Regions from separate parts of the Mus musculus genome. Here region 2 is linked to region 1. The links are chromatin loops, found by intact Hi-C in ENCODE. Cell type or tissue: left cerebral cortex. All regions are shown on one strand. Links, peaks and the distances in the headings refer to the core of each region. The heading gives the core; the rest is flanking DNA.

Region 1 (8,329 bases), core at 28-8,027:
ATCCCATTCAATGGAAAAGTCTCAAGGACCCATGTCCTTATCTGGGTCCCACTTCCCACCAACTCCCAGTACTGTCATCAAATTATGAAACCATCCACAGATTAACACTTTGATAAGGGCCCAGTCCTCATGACTGAACCACCTCTCAAATGATTGCAATCACTATAGAGAAATGAAGCATTCCATATACAAGACTACAGGGAGATAATTCATAACAAGACCATAATAAATACTATACTGAATCACAAGTCTGAGATAAAAATTAAGCTTGTGATACAGTACTGAATGCCCATCTCTTTCACACTATTGTAAGGTTGAAACCCCTTCACCAGGAACATGTGAAGGACAACTTCTCTGGGCCAATGAAAAGCAGCTAGCAGTGCTGGCCTCCTGTGGGTTGAAAACTCCACAGTGCTGTTCAAGAGCCCCTTTTCACAAACTCACCCACTCATAATCCCCCTGTCCCCATCCTGCCAAACTCCTTAGGGTGTCTTCTTGTTTTGCTGGAAATAATTTAGTATTTTCACAAAGCAAAAGAATGCGTGTGGAGAATTTCACTTTCGGGAGGCCTTTCAAAGACCTGCTTCTGCACTTCTGAGCTACTTGGATAACCCATATCTACGCCCCTTAGTGCAACAAGGGGCCTCTAGTAACCAGATGCAGGTCTAATCTTGTACACATTTGGTTCCCTTTAGATTTAGAGGCACAAAGAGAGGAGGTAGAGAACCATTTCCAGCTCAGAAAACTGTCAAGTAAACCACAGGTAGAAGCTTACACCTTGGACATCACAGGACTATTTTAGAATCTAAGAGCAAATGCCCATTTAGGGTTCAATCCAGTTCCATCCAGCTGTGAGGGCAAGGGGAGAGTGATGCAGGGCGGCTGGAGAGGCAGTTAAGACTTTTATCTTTCCGGTTAAGAGTTTTATCTTTCCAGGGTCTGAGTGGGATGGGTGCTCGCAGTACCAACTTAGTTACTCAATGTCTGTTTATCTATAATCTAGCTTCTGTCTCATCTCCTCTGCAAAATGGAAAAGACAGCTCAACTTACCTCCTCGGGCGCTACCGTGATGTCAATCAATACATATAAAGCATTGAGAGTAGAGACAGGGAGAAAATAAACAGACTAAGCTACTTTGACTATTGATAACTGGCCCTGAAGTCTATGATTCTCTCATTGGCGTATGCAGCTCACTCTCCTGTCAGTAACATGTGGTGGTTTTACATCTCAGTGTATGAAGTAAGTGCCACATTAATAAAACCATCTCATCCTCTGCTGTGCATTTCATGAAATAGAAATCAAGCCTGGTTTCGCTGTTCCTAATGCTCTGTCTAGAAGACAAAAGCACTCAAATATTTGCTCAAAGATAAAGCAAACTAGTTACACGGGCTCTTAGTCTTCAGGAGCCTTTAGAATTCAGGTGGGTGCTTTTTAGCTATTATAATTCTTTTCCTACCTCAGTGGATAATAGAATTATGTGGATAGCTTTCAAGTATTCTCAGGCTCAGGCCCCAGGGGTTCCAAAATGACAGCTATGGGATCAGCCCAGTCCACTTAACTCCATATCCATGGGGGTCTTCAAACTTGGACATAATTAAGTACAGATAAATAATACTTGAAAAAAACCTATCTGAATGTGTACCGACTTTTCTCTATTGTCATTATTTTCTTTAAAAATACAATATAATTATTTGCATGACAGTTTAATAAATGATCCAAAAACTATTGAAAGTGTGCTGGATATGTATAAGAGGTCCTAGGCAGATATACAACACACTTGAGATCCTTGGATTTTGATATATTTTTTCAAGTAAGTGGTGTGTGTGTGTGTGTGTGTGTGTGTGTGTTACCCAAAGAGACCAGAAGAGGACATCCAATCCACTAGAGCTGGAATTACTGGCAGTTGTGTAGAAGACCAAACTTTGCAAGCGCAGTACAGGCTCTTAAGCACTGAGCTCTCTCTCCAGCAGAGACTTTGGTGTCTTTTTAAGGGTCCTGGTGTCAATTCTCTATCAATACTTAGAAATAACTGCATCTAGTCTGAAAGTCAGGTCAGAAAACTCCAGTATTGTCAGTATCTGCTTCAGTTCAGACACAAAGGCACCTGCTGGACCTCGACTTTCGAATCTGACCAGCAACCAAGGCTCTCTGCTTGCTGAAGGTCAGCAGGAACTTCCCCTGAGGGCCATCTGTAAGCTTTTGTTACATGTAGATTTTCTCAAAGAACTCTGCTCTATCAGTTTAGCCACACACACTCCTCATCTTCAGGATCTGGGCAGTCTCCTCATCCTCCACAGACTCCCTCTCACCCCCAACGCATGTTTGACCATGTGGCCTGCCTCAATGAACTTTTCTTAGTCCAGAAGGGTTTTTGCAGAATCCCTCTTACTCCTTCCTAATGCTTCTTTGAGTGACCCTGCATCCACTGACCCGCACACTGCCCACACATCTATCTGGACTTGTTCACCATTTTGGGTTTTGGGGTTGAGCCTAACTCCAGGGTCTGGAACTGCTTAGTTAATTGCACACTCCTTTCCTATTAAGCTGCAGCTTCCAGGCGGGACCTTGGCTGATACGACCAAAGAGGAGTACGGTTCATGCTGTTCAGACTATTGTGATCCTGGCAGCAAACCAACTGAGTGGCTCTAGTCCTATACACTGCCCAAACTGCCCTCATTCGAGCTGCTTTTGCCCTTAGAATGCATGAGGTCGTGAATCTCTTTACTTCATTTGAAGAAAAAAAAAAGCATTATGTATTTAAAAGGGCACCACAAAATTCCTCAGTGCGAGGAAAGGTGGTCATGATGGCATTAATGCAAACCATTCCTTCTGAGTGCTGCTTCCAAAGTGAATTTCCGAGAGCTTTCGTCCTCCCTGTCCCTCACTCCACATAAGACCATCTCTGGGCTGATGAGATGGCTCGGCAGGTAAAGGGCCTGCTCTAAACTGACTGCTCTTCCGAAGGTCCTGAGTTCAAATCCCAGCAACCACATGGTGGCTCACAACCATCCATAATGAGATCTGACACCTTCTTCTGGTGTGTCTGAAGTCAGCTACAGTGAACTTAGGTATAATAATAATAATAATAATAATAATAATAATAATAATAATAATAATAAAGGCAATCTCTGATCCTTTCTAAGATCCCTTTACTCTTATTTTGAATGATCCTAGAGTTCTCTGGATTCCTCCAGCGAACACCCTGAGCACGGAGAGCAGGTGACCAACCCTCAATTAAGGCAGGCACTGGGTGCGGCTGGGGTGGGGGGTGAGGTGGGGTGGGGTGGGAAAGCGACTCTTCTAAGAACACGAAAAACTGGGATAGGGTTATCAATCTGGATGTCGGGGGCGGGGTTGGGGGTTGGGGGGAAATGTGAAGCTCTCTTGCCTTTGAAGGCCAATCCTCCCACGCTGCAGCCCTCGAATAGCAGGGACACTGAGTCTCCACAAAACCACCACCTCTCGGGTCCGCGTCACCCCCGCCCGCATTTGTGAACTGCAAGAGGTGAGCCCCAAGGCCGGAGTCCAGAAGATCCGGCTCTCCCCACGCCTCCCCGGGAAGAACAGCGCAGACATCCGGAGCCTGAACAACAGGTCCTTTGAACACCTTCCAGGACGAGGAAGTATGGCCCACTGACTGCTGGAAGGGATAGTGCAGACAAGGACACAATCCCTGCAGACCCGCTACTCTGTTTTCAGTCCTCAGCCCTTCCCTGGTCCCCAGCCCCACCGCAAAATCTGAGTCAAGCAAAGGATCCCGAAGGCGCGCGTAGGCGCAGAGTTCCGTCTGCGTAGGATGTCCCTGTCTGTCCCGGAGTAAAGTTAGGTACTGAAGGAAAATAGTCTCTCTGTACATCTGAGGACCAGACCTCGGGGGCGACCGGCGACCACCCACCTTGTGCCTGCGCCTCCATGGTGGCCGGTTTGGAGCTGAGCACCGCGGAGAACACGCGGACTCCTCGCAGAGCAGCAGATGGTAGCGATTCCCGAGCTCGGAAGACAGCTAGCCCCGCCGCCCGTGCCCTCTCCCGGCGCGCGTGTCGCGAGCATTCGTGGAGGGGGCGGGGTACTGGCGGCGGCCACCACTGGCCGCTGCTGGTTACCTCCGCCCCTTCCAATCCACCTAGGCTACACAGCGCAACCGAGAACGCCAGGTCGGGCGCCACCTGCCGGCCGCTCTGCGCACCCAGTGGGAGGCTTCCCCTCCAGCACACAAACGCGCAGACAACCAACACCATAGCCCAGAAGCCCACAAGACACAAATGCCTTGGCAGGAAGGAGGTAGGGAGCGCAGGGGTACAATGCTGAGCCATTGGTCCTGGTGGAGACAGTCAGGTTAGGTTCCTGGGCGCCCCAGTACCATATTCTTTTTGTCAACTGACCATTATATAACTTTGTTATATGCCCATTTATAGAACCCTTACTTAATGTAATTGGCTCATTTAACATTGAGCATACAGTGCTCGGACAAAAACACAGTTTATTAAGGTTATGTAATGTGTATACTTCTTCTATAAAGTTCATCACACTATATTGCACTTAGGGTGTTGGGCATGAATCTAGTTTGAAACGAAACTGGGCAGTGCTGGCGTGGGGGGTAGGGGCTGCAATATTTTGAGATTTTTGTTTACTCCAACAGGCAGAAGAAAAACTGAGTTTGGTGTTACAAGCAAATCCGAGTGAAAAGTGACAAAGGAACATGGAGCCTAAGACACATTAATAGGACATGTGTCTTGTTATCCCGAGCCTGTAGGCTGTGTCACTAGATTGGTGTAGGAGTCCTTTTCAGAGAAGACTAAAACTTCAGTCCTGTGTCAAGGCTTGTCTGCTGGTGTAACTGGAAAGCTAACAGTATGAATGGGCGCTCACACGTCACCCCCACCAGTCTCTACGTACTTCCTTTTCCTCAGCGTCTCACAAACTTCATGAAACAGTCTAGCATTTTCTTATGCTTGGTGTTACATAATTTGCAATTTTGCGTGAAAGGGTGTCATTCTCTTTCTCTATAAAATAGATGGGGGAGTCTGGTGAGATTGAAGGTGTTTATTATATTAAATCTCCTGTAATTTCTGCCAAAGAGCCTCAAGTAGATTTACACTCAGGAAAGATAGTGATTAATCAATCAAAAAGTCGTATTTTTACCACACCCAAGTTACTCTCAAAGTTACAGGATAAAATACAAAAATGGGTGTCCTTTCCCTTGAAAGAAAGAATACTGGTGGTTTTGTGGCATGCACACGAGCATGCCAGTGGTTTGGGTTGGGTGGTTTGTCTGTTTGTTTTTCTCAGTTTTGTGTTGAAGATCTCATAGGTATGTAATCAATTTCATGACATTTACCCTATAATGACTTTTAGTGAAAGTTACCAGGCAGGTACAAAGTGGCTACTGGATGATGAAATCACTTTTAGAGTCTATTCAGGTTTTCTGGTCGTCTTAATCCTAGAAATTAAACACCAAGTCACAACAGTTGACTCCCAGCTGTTAAAAGCTAAAAATAGCTCCTGACTTTTCATCTTAGGCCACCTACTTTCATCTGGCTCATTTCTGATTGCTAAAACTTTAAGCTACTGCCCCTTTAACATTTTGACCATTTTTTTTTAAATAATCATAAGACTTGGACATTCATTCCTTGCAACAGGGATTTGGCTAGATTCCAAGGCTATAAGTGAAGGGCACAATTCTCCCTTTCAAGGGGTTCATGACCTATTGAAAAGGAAGGATAAACAGATCCTTCATGAAGCAGTGAAGGCACTGAGAGCTGTGCGAGGCAAAGGCAGAACCTGCGTTCACCACCAAAGACCCCTCAAGTCAGACCCTGGTGAGGAAATGTGTTTCATGTCCTCTAAATCTTGAAGGATGACAAAGTAGCTAGGTAAATAGCCGTTACTTTTTACTGTCACTGTAGTCAGATACCAGACATGAAGCAACTTAGGGGAGAAGAGCCCAATTTTGTCTCAAGGTATGAGGGGTCACAGTAGGTGGTGGCAGAGACAGTATGGCAGTGGTTGTGTATATGGCTGCATCAGGAAAGCTTGAGGTTGCTTGCTTACACTTCAGCAGACCAGGAAGAGAGGAGAGGGACTGGGTGGAAGGAGGGAGAAAGAGGAAGAGAGAGGGGGAAAGAGGAAGAAAAAGACAGAAGGAGGGAGGAAGGAAAACAAAGACAGAGAAGGAAGGATGGGAGAGGGGAAGGAGGAAAGGAGATATAGAGAAGGGAGGGGAGGGAAGAAAACAGAAAGGAAGAGAGGGACTGGAGGAGAGGGAGAATGAGGAAAGGAGAAAGACAGACAGACAGACAGACAGACAGATGTGGCTTGGCTGTACTCCACAAGACCTCCCTTCCTCATTCCTTTCCTGCAGTGTGAGCTTGTGTGTCCTCTCAAATCAGCAATATTAGCTAGAGACTAAGAGTTCAAACACATGAACTTCTGGGTTTTTTAAAAAAGATTTATTTATTTTATGAATATGAGTACAGTGTTGCTGTCTTTAGACTCACACCAGAAAAGGGCATCAGATCCTATTACAGATGTTTGTGAGCCACCATGCAGTGCTCATAACCATTGAGTTTTATCTTCAAACCAAAGCACAGCCATGCTGTGGCTTAGCTGAGAGAATGTGATTCCAGGCAATGCCTAAGACGTAATCCTTCCTTCTCCTTTTCACTTGCAATCATGGAATTCTTCTTGAAAGTTTAAGCAAACAAGTCTTTTTAGTGGCCATACCTGGAACACAACACACAGACATGAGATTGAGTCAATGAATTCTTGCCCTCTCTGTGAGACTCCTTCTGAAGAGGTGATGGTATAGTGGATAGCATCTATAGCCAAGGGAAGGTGAGCTGGCCTGAAGCAGCTCTAGGCCTTCCATAATGCACAGTGCTGAAGGTGCTCATGAGATGTGGGCAGGGAATAAAAATAAGATGAAAGACTGGAAAGGACTAGCAAACAAAACAAAAACTGTTGCTCTTCTTCATGATCCTAGCTAGGTGCAGAACTCAAGCTTTGGTGTACCCACTCTGAAAACTGCCAGCTGTACAGCTAAGGTAAGTTTCTTAGTCTGGTAGTGCCTAGCTTTCTCCATTTTGTGGTATTCACTGATGTGTTTGTTCTCATCCTCCTGGCCCGTTGGTATTGGCTCCCAGTGTGCTGAACATAAGGACCAAATGAGGGGCTTTGTGTCATTTCTGCCCCTGTGCTCATATTCCAGATAATCTAATTTAATTTATATTTTGAAAGCTCTCTAGGTAATACTGATATTCTCCTAAGACTGAGAATGGCTGTTAGGTATTATCCACAGCAAAGATGAAAGGCACTGATTCTCCAGCTTAAATTAAAAAGTAGTCATTCAGGTAGATAGATGTAGGGAGAGAGGAATGAAAGAAGAGCAAGTATTTATACCCCTAAATGTAGAAGAATTGGAGAGGGCATAGAAACTGGAGGAGGCAGAGATTCAAGAAGCCGACATGAGTCTGTTTGTGTGTCCCACCATCTGTCCTAGAGAAGGCCTGGACCTGACAGTTCTATTGCAGGCTTTCACTCCACCTTCAGTCATGGACAGAGAGTGTGTGCATGTGTGTGTGTGTGTGTGTGTGTGTGTGTGTGTGTGTGTGTGTGTGTGTGTGTGTGATGTATTTGTGTATCTATAAATTTTCAAACCTTTTAAGCAGTGTGAAAAAACAACTGGGACTTTCCTTGAGCACCATTTGGGGTGTGAAGTTAGAGGGCGAGAGACCCTGCTAGAAGCCAAGGACACCCTGAGGGGGCTAGTGAAGAAGTAGCTGTAGAGCCACAGAATAGCTCAAGGAGAGAAGATATGCTGCAAAAAGGGGAAGGTAATTAGTGTCTAGATTGCTTTACCTCCCTGCCTTGTGCTGTACTGAGAAGGGCCAAAGGAATTGGGGAGAGACCACATGAATTCCTGAGGAGGGGCCATCATTGTTTTGTGATTATTATTTTTTTTCTATCTCTGCAAATCTTCCAGTTCTGGGAAGGATAAAAATGGAAGTTGATCTACACAGTTATTTGTGGAGGCCATGGAAGATGCAGCCTTGGCTCTGCTAGGACCACCAAAATAGAAAACCAAGAGGCGAAATAAACACCAGATGAGTAGAGCAAAGGCCCACCAGGGTGACTAAATAGGCTTTATCAGTATCATTAAGCCAAACATAGATCTGCTTGGGGCTTCCCTTCCTTCCATGCCCACCCTGTCCAGATGGCCAGGAAGAGCTGTTGTTACCTAGAAGAAAGACCTGAAAATCAAATTATCTTTTACTTCATGACCCTCTAACATATACACACAAGCACATAGACACACACACACAGAGAGAGA
Region 2 (8,329 bases), core at 174-8,173, 600 kb before region 1:
GTGTTCCTAAAATCATCCTACAAATACTATGCCAGCTGAAAAGCTCTTGAACTTTGAACTCTGCCTTCATTAATGATACATTTTCTTAAGAGACATTTTATAGTCATTACTATTGAAGTTTGCAGCAGTTAAACAGTTGAATATTAATTCTTGAGGATATGGATATAGTGTTTTAACAAAGCATCAAAAGTAGAATGTTCAAAAGTAGAAAAATCCCAGTAAGTCTTTAAGATAAACCAGTAAAGGAAATGACCTAGGAAAGACGTTCAAGGTCACCAGCAGGTGTCACTGTGTATTCTAGGATCACAAACAGAAAGGACCAATTAATTTGCAGTTCACTTAAGGAGCATCTTTTGTGCCTAAGGATTTACCAACCATTTGAAACCATTCTTAAATATTCCTGTGGTAAATGTGCAGCTTCATGTGGGTCCCCTAACAGGTGGAGGGGGCTGTCTTCATCTCTGTTCCCTGCCATTAGATCCCCTTTCCCTACCTGGACTGCCTGGTTGTGCCTCAGTGGGAGAGAGCATTGCTTAGTCCTGCTAGGACTAGATTTCTCAGGACGGGCTCTCTTTTACTGAGGAGAAGGGGAGGGGACAATGGGGGGATTTTAAGGTAGGACTGGGAAAAGAGGAAGGATGGGACTGTGATCGGGATGTAAGTGAATAAAAAAAAAGTAAATTATTGGAAGAAAAAAAAAACCTTATAAAACCCTACAAAAAACAAAGTCTTGCAAATACATTTTCATTGCTCCTCTTCTTAAATAAAGCAAAAGTTAGAAACCAAATGAAAGAAATGCCCCACTGATAGTAACTTGGGTCTTGGTGGCTTCTAACTAACTTCCTAGAGGAGCTGAATAATTAAACCAATATTTTTTTTCACTACACTTAAAAAAATTATCAGCAAATAGTAAATAGCAGGAGTGTCCGTTCTTCAGCAGCTCTAAAGAGTATTCTCCTCTAATCGTGGCAGGGCCAGCTCACTGGGGTTGGCAGCCAGACTCTGTAAATGGGAAAGTTTGTGTTTACAGTAACTAGCTGCCCAATGACTGAGGCGTGCTCTTAAGATTTAAGTCAATATTTAAGAAAAGAGCCGAACAAACCAAGACTAAGGAAAAAGATCACAGAGTGACTGCTTCTCAGTGTCATATTGCAGATATTTCAGTACTCAAAAAAGTACTCAGAAAAGCACAACAAACAAACAACATAGGTCATCTTCTCTTCATTTGCAGCGCATTAATCCAAAGCATAATTTATAGTAAGTTATCAAAGACAGACGTGGCATACGAAGTGCAGAGTTTGTGTCTATTTCTTCTCAGTCTTAAATACACAGAGTCAACAGTAGCATATCATGCCCGTACTTCTCCTTGTTCACCATGTCCATGAAGATGTCTCGGGAGCTGCTGTGAAAGCAGCCAACGGTGGCCCTGGATGGCCTCCAAAAGCTCTCTGTGGAGCTTGCTTTACAATGTTTGCAGAATCACGAAGTAAACAAACCGACAAAAGTGGCATAAACAGCCAACACCCAATTTGGAAGTCAACTGATAACATTTTCAGCACAGAAATGGCCACATCCTTGGAAATGTGCTCTTAGAAGCCTTTGCATCAGCCACAGCGGCAGAACAAGAGACACAAATCCATAACCACAAAGGGAAGTGTAACTGTTTGTTTTCTAATTTTCAAATGGCAATCACCTTTCCCTTTTTTTTAATGTAAAAGAATACCTGAACTTTGAAAAGCAATATTTATGACTAATTTGATTTTTTTTACCAAACTTCCAAATTATATCCTAAATCAAATATAATGTTCTATTAACCCAAGAATTAAAAACAAAAGTAGCTTTCTAAATAAGCTGTATTATTATAATTTAGGAAACCAAAATAGAAGCCTTAGTTCCTTAACTTTGATTTTTTTTTTTAAATAGTACTTTGAAAGTTTGAGGGAAAAATGATATTTCACACACAAAACTTTTGTTTTCAAGAATACCATATACAGCACAGTTTTAAGCAAAACCCCTGCTGGCTTCATGGAAAGAACAGAGAAAGCAGGAACACAATTACCCTTAAGGGGAAAATAAGCTAAAGAATGGAAATGTCTTCGACTTCATGATGGATTATGTTTTTAATAGTTCTGCCACAACAAAGCATTTTATTGAAATAGCTCTTCTACGCCGGATCAGAGTGTGCAGAGCACACACCATTATTTTAATGATCTTCAAGAAGAATCTACAGTCCCAGATGAGAAAGTCAGATGCTTTGAGCTGGTTTTTTTTTTTGGGGGGGGGATAACTTACTTGTTTTTCAAAAGCTGTTGGCACTAGTCTTCTCAATTCAGATAAACTGTTATTTATTCGATCCCGACGCCTTTTTTCTATGATCTAGCCCAAGGAAAGCAAAACAAAAATCTAAGGGTACAGTACACATACAGAAAAATTATCCAAGTAAGAAAATAACAACAGTGATACACATGCTTAATTACATGACACAAGGGGGGGGGTGTCACCTACCCCTCTCCTTTTCTTTCTTGCCATAATCTGAGAGGTAGTTGTCGGTGAATTGGACCTCATCACTGAGCTTGTAGCGTGCCTGTGAAGGAGGAAGACAAGTCAGGTGCTGTATCAAGGTCATAGGCCCCTTCCCTGCCCCAGTTCATGGCACCCAATAATATTCTGACTGACTGCGCATTATATTACTTTTTTCTGTCTGTTGACTTTTTTCATATCTATGCTATTTGGAGGCTTTATTTTAGTTTCCAGATAATAATTATGCCTTAACAATGCTGTTGAGGCCTTGAGACAGCTTAGCAAGTAAAGGCAGTTGGCCACAAAGTGTGATGATCTGGCATGAGCTCCAGTCCTTTGGGCCCACAGGATGCATGGGGAAGAACCACTTGCACCTCCACAAACAGAAGTGACGGTGACAGTGACATGCACCTAGCCGGACACGCACACTGAATAAGTAAACATGATTTTCGAAATGCTATGCTGCCCATTCAAGTGGCAAAAATGAACCTGAACTTTTGAGTTCTCTAATGAAATGATAGCCAGTTAGGGTGACAGGTCGGGGGATTAGTGTGTCCTATTTCTCTCATGTATTTCTCAAAAGTCACCAACCCATCTGGATGTGTACTCCCATTCTCTTCTGCCAGACATACTGAACGTTCAAGAGCAGCACATGTCGAATGTGTCTCTATATGCGACTTTTAAAACAAAAACCTAATTCTCCTACTATCCCCAAACCTTATTGGATAGCCTAAAAAGAACAGATTGTAAGTTTTGCATATTGATCCTCTAAAAGAATATCCTAACCATATCATTGGGTGGAAAGTTGAAATTTAGTTTTTGCACTTTTCATGCTTTAACTTTGAAAATGAAACTGTGCCACCAGCCTTAAAACCAAGCTGATATCTCGAGAAGCTGCAATTCACCTTGAGTTTACTAAAAGGTATTTTTAGACTGCAAGGTTCAATCAAGTGATTATTTGGTGGTGTAGTTGGTCCATTAATGTATACTCTCCTAGGACTTTCTGTCACTTTGAAATTCACAGGTACTATGCTTCTTTAGTGTCTTAAACTCTCCAGGTCCTCTCTAGTTTTGAGAAGTTCTATTACCACCCCTTCGGCTCACTTCTGGGTCTTAATTCGAAATCAACTGACTCCTTCCTCACCCCTTCTAGTGACAGCCTACGGTTTCATTTTTTTTTTTAATACTTTAACAATGAGAGAGTTGGTAAACTGTCTCATAAGCATCGTTTTTGCTTTAGCTATTTTTCCGGCTTTGATTTCTACGTCTTAAAATAAGCCCGTGAAATAAATCCAGTTTTCTATATGCGGGAAGGATTTCACTCTTTGAGTGACAGCTGCAAATAAATAAATAAGGTGCTTCTGGGCAAGCCAATTAGAAGCAATTATCATTTGACCCCCCCCCGCCTCTAAAATGGTTGGGTAATCTTGCTGTCACAGGAAACAGGAGGTCTGTCTTCTGTGATCAGAACCTTGATCTCCTGGAGACTAAAGGACAAGCAGGCAAAGCAATGCTGTCTCATCTGCTCCTTATATCTGTCACTCATGGGTGGGTCAGCCAGATCACCCTCTGTCGACCTGCGCAGCTCAGCCTGTTTAGCTCAGATGCTTTACCTCCTCAAAAACTCAAGTCGCGATCCCAGTTTCTCTCAAAACAGAAATCCAGTTGTTTTTCTTTTCTCCTGACCTATTTTGGAACTGTCCCTAAATACAGTTCCAGTACCGGGGGCGTCGCCCGGACGTGCCAGTATGCGTGTCCTGTGCTGACAGCCCTGGACCCTCCCTCGCCATCTCCTGCACGCTCCAGTCCAGCTCCCTTCCAGTCGCTCCCACGCCTAGTGTGAACTCCATCTCTCGCCCCACCCGACTCTAGCACCCGCTTCCCGGGGAAAACGGTCTCCTCTCCACCCGAAGCTCCCCGGACACCCTCCCGCTTTTCCGCGCTCACCCAGGGTAATTGTTCTCGCTCCCCACGTCGATGGTCTCGTCCAGGTCGCTTTCGGAGGTCGTTTCCTCACAAGGGCGCTTCATCGCGACGAAGGAGGAGCAGCTACTGTCGCCTAGCGGAACGCAGCGCGCTCCCCGCGGGCTTCCTCCCTCCCTCCCTGCCCGGCTTCTGCAGGCGCCGCTCCCTCGGCGGCGCGGTCGGCTCCTGGAGGTTCTTTCCCACGCTGCAGCCCAGCCAGGGCGCAAGACCCGGTACTGGCCACGCCCCCCAGCGCGGGCGGGGCCCCTCCGCTTCTTCGTGTGCCCGCCCTGGCCACTCTCCAGGCCCCGCCTCCCTGGGACGGTGTGGCTTTCTATTGGTTAATATGGAGGGGCGGACCCGCGCTGGCCAATGGCTGCCGAGAGGCGTTGGCAGAGGCGTGGGAATGCCACCGCGCACCTGGGAGCCGGGAGTGGAGCGCTGGGGTTGACCGCCGGCGGCGGGAGCGGGCGCAGGCGCGAGAGCGCATGGGGCGGGCGTGTCGGGCGAGGGCTCCTGGGTTTTGGGCCATCACCTGCAAGCCGTGATCTCTCCCGCCGAGTTTCTACCCTCGGTTTAAAGAATAACCGCTAGCGCGTGGCTGAGTGCGAGTGAGCGTGTGTGACGTCTAGGGTGGGAGTGCTAGGCTCGGCGACCCACCCCTCTGGGCTGTCCCTCTTCTGGATCAAGCTGCTGAGTGGCTGACCGGAGCGGTCATGTTGACCCTCAGGGGATTTTGAAAGCTTTAAGTCAAAGTTTTTTTTTTTTTTTTTTCACCCTGCCAGCTCCCCAGCCTCTAGGTTGTGGTCAGATAAAGGACGCCCGCTCACCGGTCCAGGTGCCTAACTGCAGGAGGTTGTCCCCGTGCATTGTTGGATTAGTCACCTCTGGTTACTTCCTTTGTATCTCTGGACACAGAAACTGGAGGGAGGGGGTGTAACTATCTCGGTAAATGGCAGGCTTGAGTGGTCTTCCTACTGATGGGAAGAGGGATTGTAGGACACAAATCTGAGTAGGTTTTCGAGTTCAAAGTTCTCGGATTTGGATTATCCAAATTAAATGTCCCAGTCATCCCTCCAGTTTCTCCGGTGTGTGCAGCCACGGAGTTCTTTAGCATCCGGGGAGAGGATTTGTATTTACTTGTACACTGTATTTGTTTTGTAAAGTTTGCCCAGATCGCTAGTTCTTAGTGCACGTACAGCATGGATTGTGTAAACTCCAGGTGTGGTGTTCAGACTCCGTTTTTAAGTCTCTGTCTCTCTCTGCATACTGTGGGGATTTTTTAGCAGGCTCTGCCGACTTTTCCGCGCGCTCAGGAAGTGAGCAAGACAGTCTCGGGGAGTCTGGCGTGAGCTAGACCATCTGGCGCTGTAGCGCTGGGTGGGTTAGTGGAGGTCTAGAGACTCCACATGGTGCTCTTTGTGCTTGGTGGAAAAAGGCCTTTGAGAAAAGAAGACATCCATCAATCACCGAGACCCTCCACCTTACACAGATAATTATCTTTCTGGAAATCTGACTAAGGCACCCTTTCCAAACTCCATTCCTTGGTTACACTAGACCGGTGCAGCGGGAAAGGACAAGAGAAAAAGAGACAGCAAAAGACTGACTGGACTGGGCGCAGATTGGGTTGATGGGGAGTGGGAAGGAGCCGGAGTAACGCCAAGGATCTGCAGCCAGCGTGTCGTTAAAACACAAAACCCCTTCCCTACAGGCCCTGGCCTCTTTTGTGCGGTCCTCACCGCGGTGTCTTCAATAACCGTGTGAACAGAAATCTGAAACTTTCTGTCCTGACTTCTGAAACTCAACTCCAGGCAAATCACAGGATCATCGGGGGCCGGGCGGGGCCTGGCGAGGCAGGATGGGGTCAGCACTGCTTGGCCGCAGAACCGTGGGTGGCGAACTTCCCAGCTCTGCACTCAGTCTCTGGGCGGGCACCTGGGTGCTCACGGACAGCATGGCTTTTCCTCAGGGACAGAGCAGACAGCCCGAGGCTTGCTGGCCCTGTCCAATCCAGGCCTGCACCCTGCGGTTATCCAGTGTTTGAGCTGAGTGTGAGCTCTCCAGGCCTCGCTTTCTCAGCTAGAGTAGGGGGCAGGAGCGAGAGTTCCCAGCGCTTAGTGATGGCTTCACTCCCCCACCCCTTGAAGTTAAGGTTTGCCACGCGAGCACACAATTAATGGAATCTTCCAAACGCCGGAAGCAAGACCTGAAATCATTATAGGCGTGTGGAGCTGGGGTGGCACAACCCTAAGAGATTTTTTTCTCTCTCACTACACCAGTGCATTTAATTATACTGGTTGCAAAAAATTGCAGCGGGAAATGGTTTGCTTGTAATAAAGTAGCAACTGGTTAAAGTTTTTCCATTTTGTCTTTGAAGGCTTAACTGCCATGCAGTGTCATAAAAGAATATGGAGGAGACGTTCAGAAAGCACGCACGGATTTAAAGTTGGTTTGAATGCTTTTTAATCAACAAGGGGCATATATTAAAAGCGTTTAGAATAGAGCCTGCTACGCCAAACATGTGTGTTAAGAAGAACAAATAAGGCAGAAGACAGAATTTTAAAGTCTCCTTGTTAATCTTTAAAATACTTAATCCCAGTTAGAGTAGTTTTCTTTTATATTGGTTGTTCTCAAGCATCCCTTTTTCCTGTCTCCTGTCTAGACACACCTTTTCTATGTCCTACGTCTGGGTCAGAGGTAGAAACAGAATAAACTCTTGCAAGCGCTTCAACCTATTTAAAAAATAATTGAGCGTGGGTGGAGTGGGGAGGAACTGGGGTGGCATAAGCAGGGAGAAAGAAAGAGAACTTTGGAACTTTAAGCCCCATCTCCTCTCTGCGACACTGGTTTCAGAGAAAGAAAGAGTGAGTTACTGGAAGGCTAAGAACCAGGGTAAAAGAAAAAATGTTCTTTGCATAGAGCTATCTGCGTTTTCCTTTTGAAAGATTTGAACAATGGGATAATTAGACAGATAGATACGGGGAGGAGGGACTGTCCTAGAAACGAAATGCCATTAGGAAAGAAAGATCAGGCTGCTGGCCAACAAATCTAAAGGGAAAAGGGAGATGTAGACTTGCCGCCCCTCCCTAAATTGGTCCTTGGTGCTTAAGTGATTTAGCTCACTGAGTAGCAGAGGAAGTTGGGAAAAGCAGAGATTTTTTTGGCGACCAAATGTAGTCGTTTTGATATTCCTCCGGACGAGATCTACCCGTTATTACACTGTGAGTTTTCCTACTTACATTAAGTTTGGCGATCTTGAGCAAGTCTTACCTTGTCCCATAAACTGGAAACTTTAGCTCACAAACTAATTGATTTTTTTTCTTTGCCGCTCTTCTAAAAATTCTCCTGAAGAAGTTTGGAATGAATTGGATATATACATAGTTCTTGGGCTGCTTTCTTCTCTCATAGGGAGTACTGTGGTGTTTTCTTTATTTGAATTGAGATGTCGCTCACAGTTTCTTAAAACAAACCAAAACAAAACACACGACCTACTAGAGCATTTGCTTGTCTCAGCAAGGTATATATAATTTGTGAAGTTAGGGCAATTCTGATATTGAAAGAACTTTAAGTCTGAGAAGTCGACACGCACACAGTTCAAACTAGGAAGCCCAGGGCTTTGCCCCTTTTGAAATGCAAGCATCCAGAAGCCAGTCTCTGTCTCTCTGTTTCTCTATCTCTCTATCTCTGTCTCTCTCTTTCTCAGAGGAAGGATATTTGCAATTGCCTGGTAGGTGATAAGCATGTACTAATCTGTGGGCAGCTTTGTTGAGCAGTCTTGCTTGACTTCAGGGCTATTGGGAGCAGGCATCATCTTAAAAAGTGTGAGAATGCTGTGCCCTGGGAG

What was found. Hi-C counts contacts between places; a loop is a spot of excess contacts. Peaks named below come from ENCODE experiments on the same cell type or tissue, not always from the same donor. Only the 100,000 strongest peaks of a DNase experiment are listed, where the experiment ranks them.
Region 2: a loop joins it to region 1, with 3 times the contacts of the local background. A loop is called at or near these places in 2 of 42 quality-filtered maps.

Annotation. Positions count from the first base shown.
Region 1 is chr10:31,441,817-31,450,145 of GRCm38, forward strand. It overlaps Tpd52l1 (tumor protein D52-like 1), which reads right to left and starts at 4,142. Exons shown (of 8, transcript NM_001359364.1): 1 at 3,896-4,142. The coding sequence starts at 3,914. Gm51764 (a long non-coding RNA gene) reads left to right here and starts at 6,996. Exons shown (of 3, transcript XR_003948861.1): 1 at 6,996-7,043. In left cerebral cortex, for the core only: a CTCF peak has its summit at 4,168 (motif pointing left); DNase peaks (open chromatin) are centred at 3,866, 4,138 and 4,812; H3K4me3 peaks cover 1,551 bases; H3K27ac peaks cover 962 bases.
Region 2 is chr10:30,838,099-30,846,427 of GRCm38, forward strand. It overlaps Hey2 (hairy/enhancer-of-split related with YRPW motif 2), which reads right to left and starts at 4,685. Exons shown (of 5, transcript NM_013904.1): 1 at 4,468-4,685; 2 at 2,506-2,584; 3 at 2,293-2,376. The coding sequence starts at 4,550. In left cerebral cortex, for the core only: CTCF peaks have their summits at 277 (motif pointing right) and 4,601; DNase peaks (open chromatin) are centred at 2,855, 4,375, 4,804, 5,799 and 1 more place; H3K4me3 peaks cover 3,389 bases; H3K27ac peaks cover 939 bases.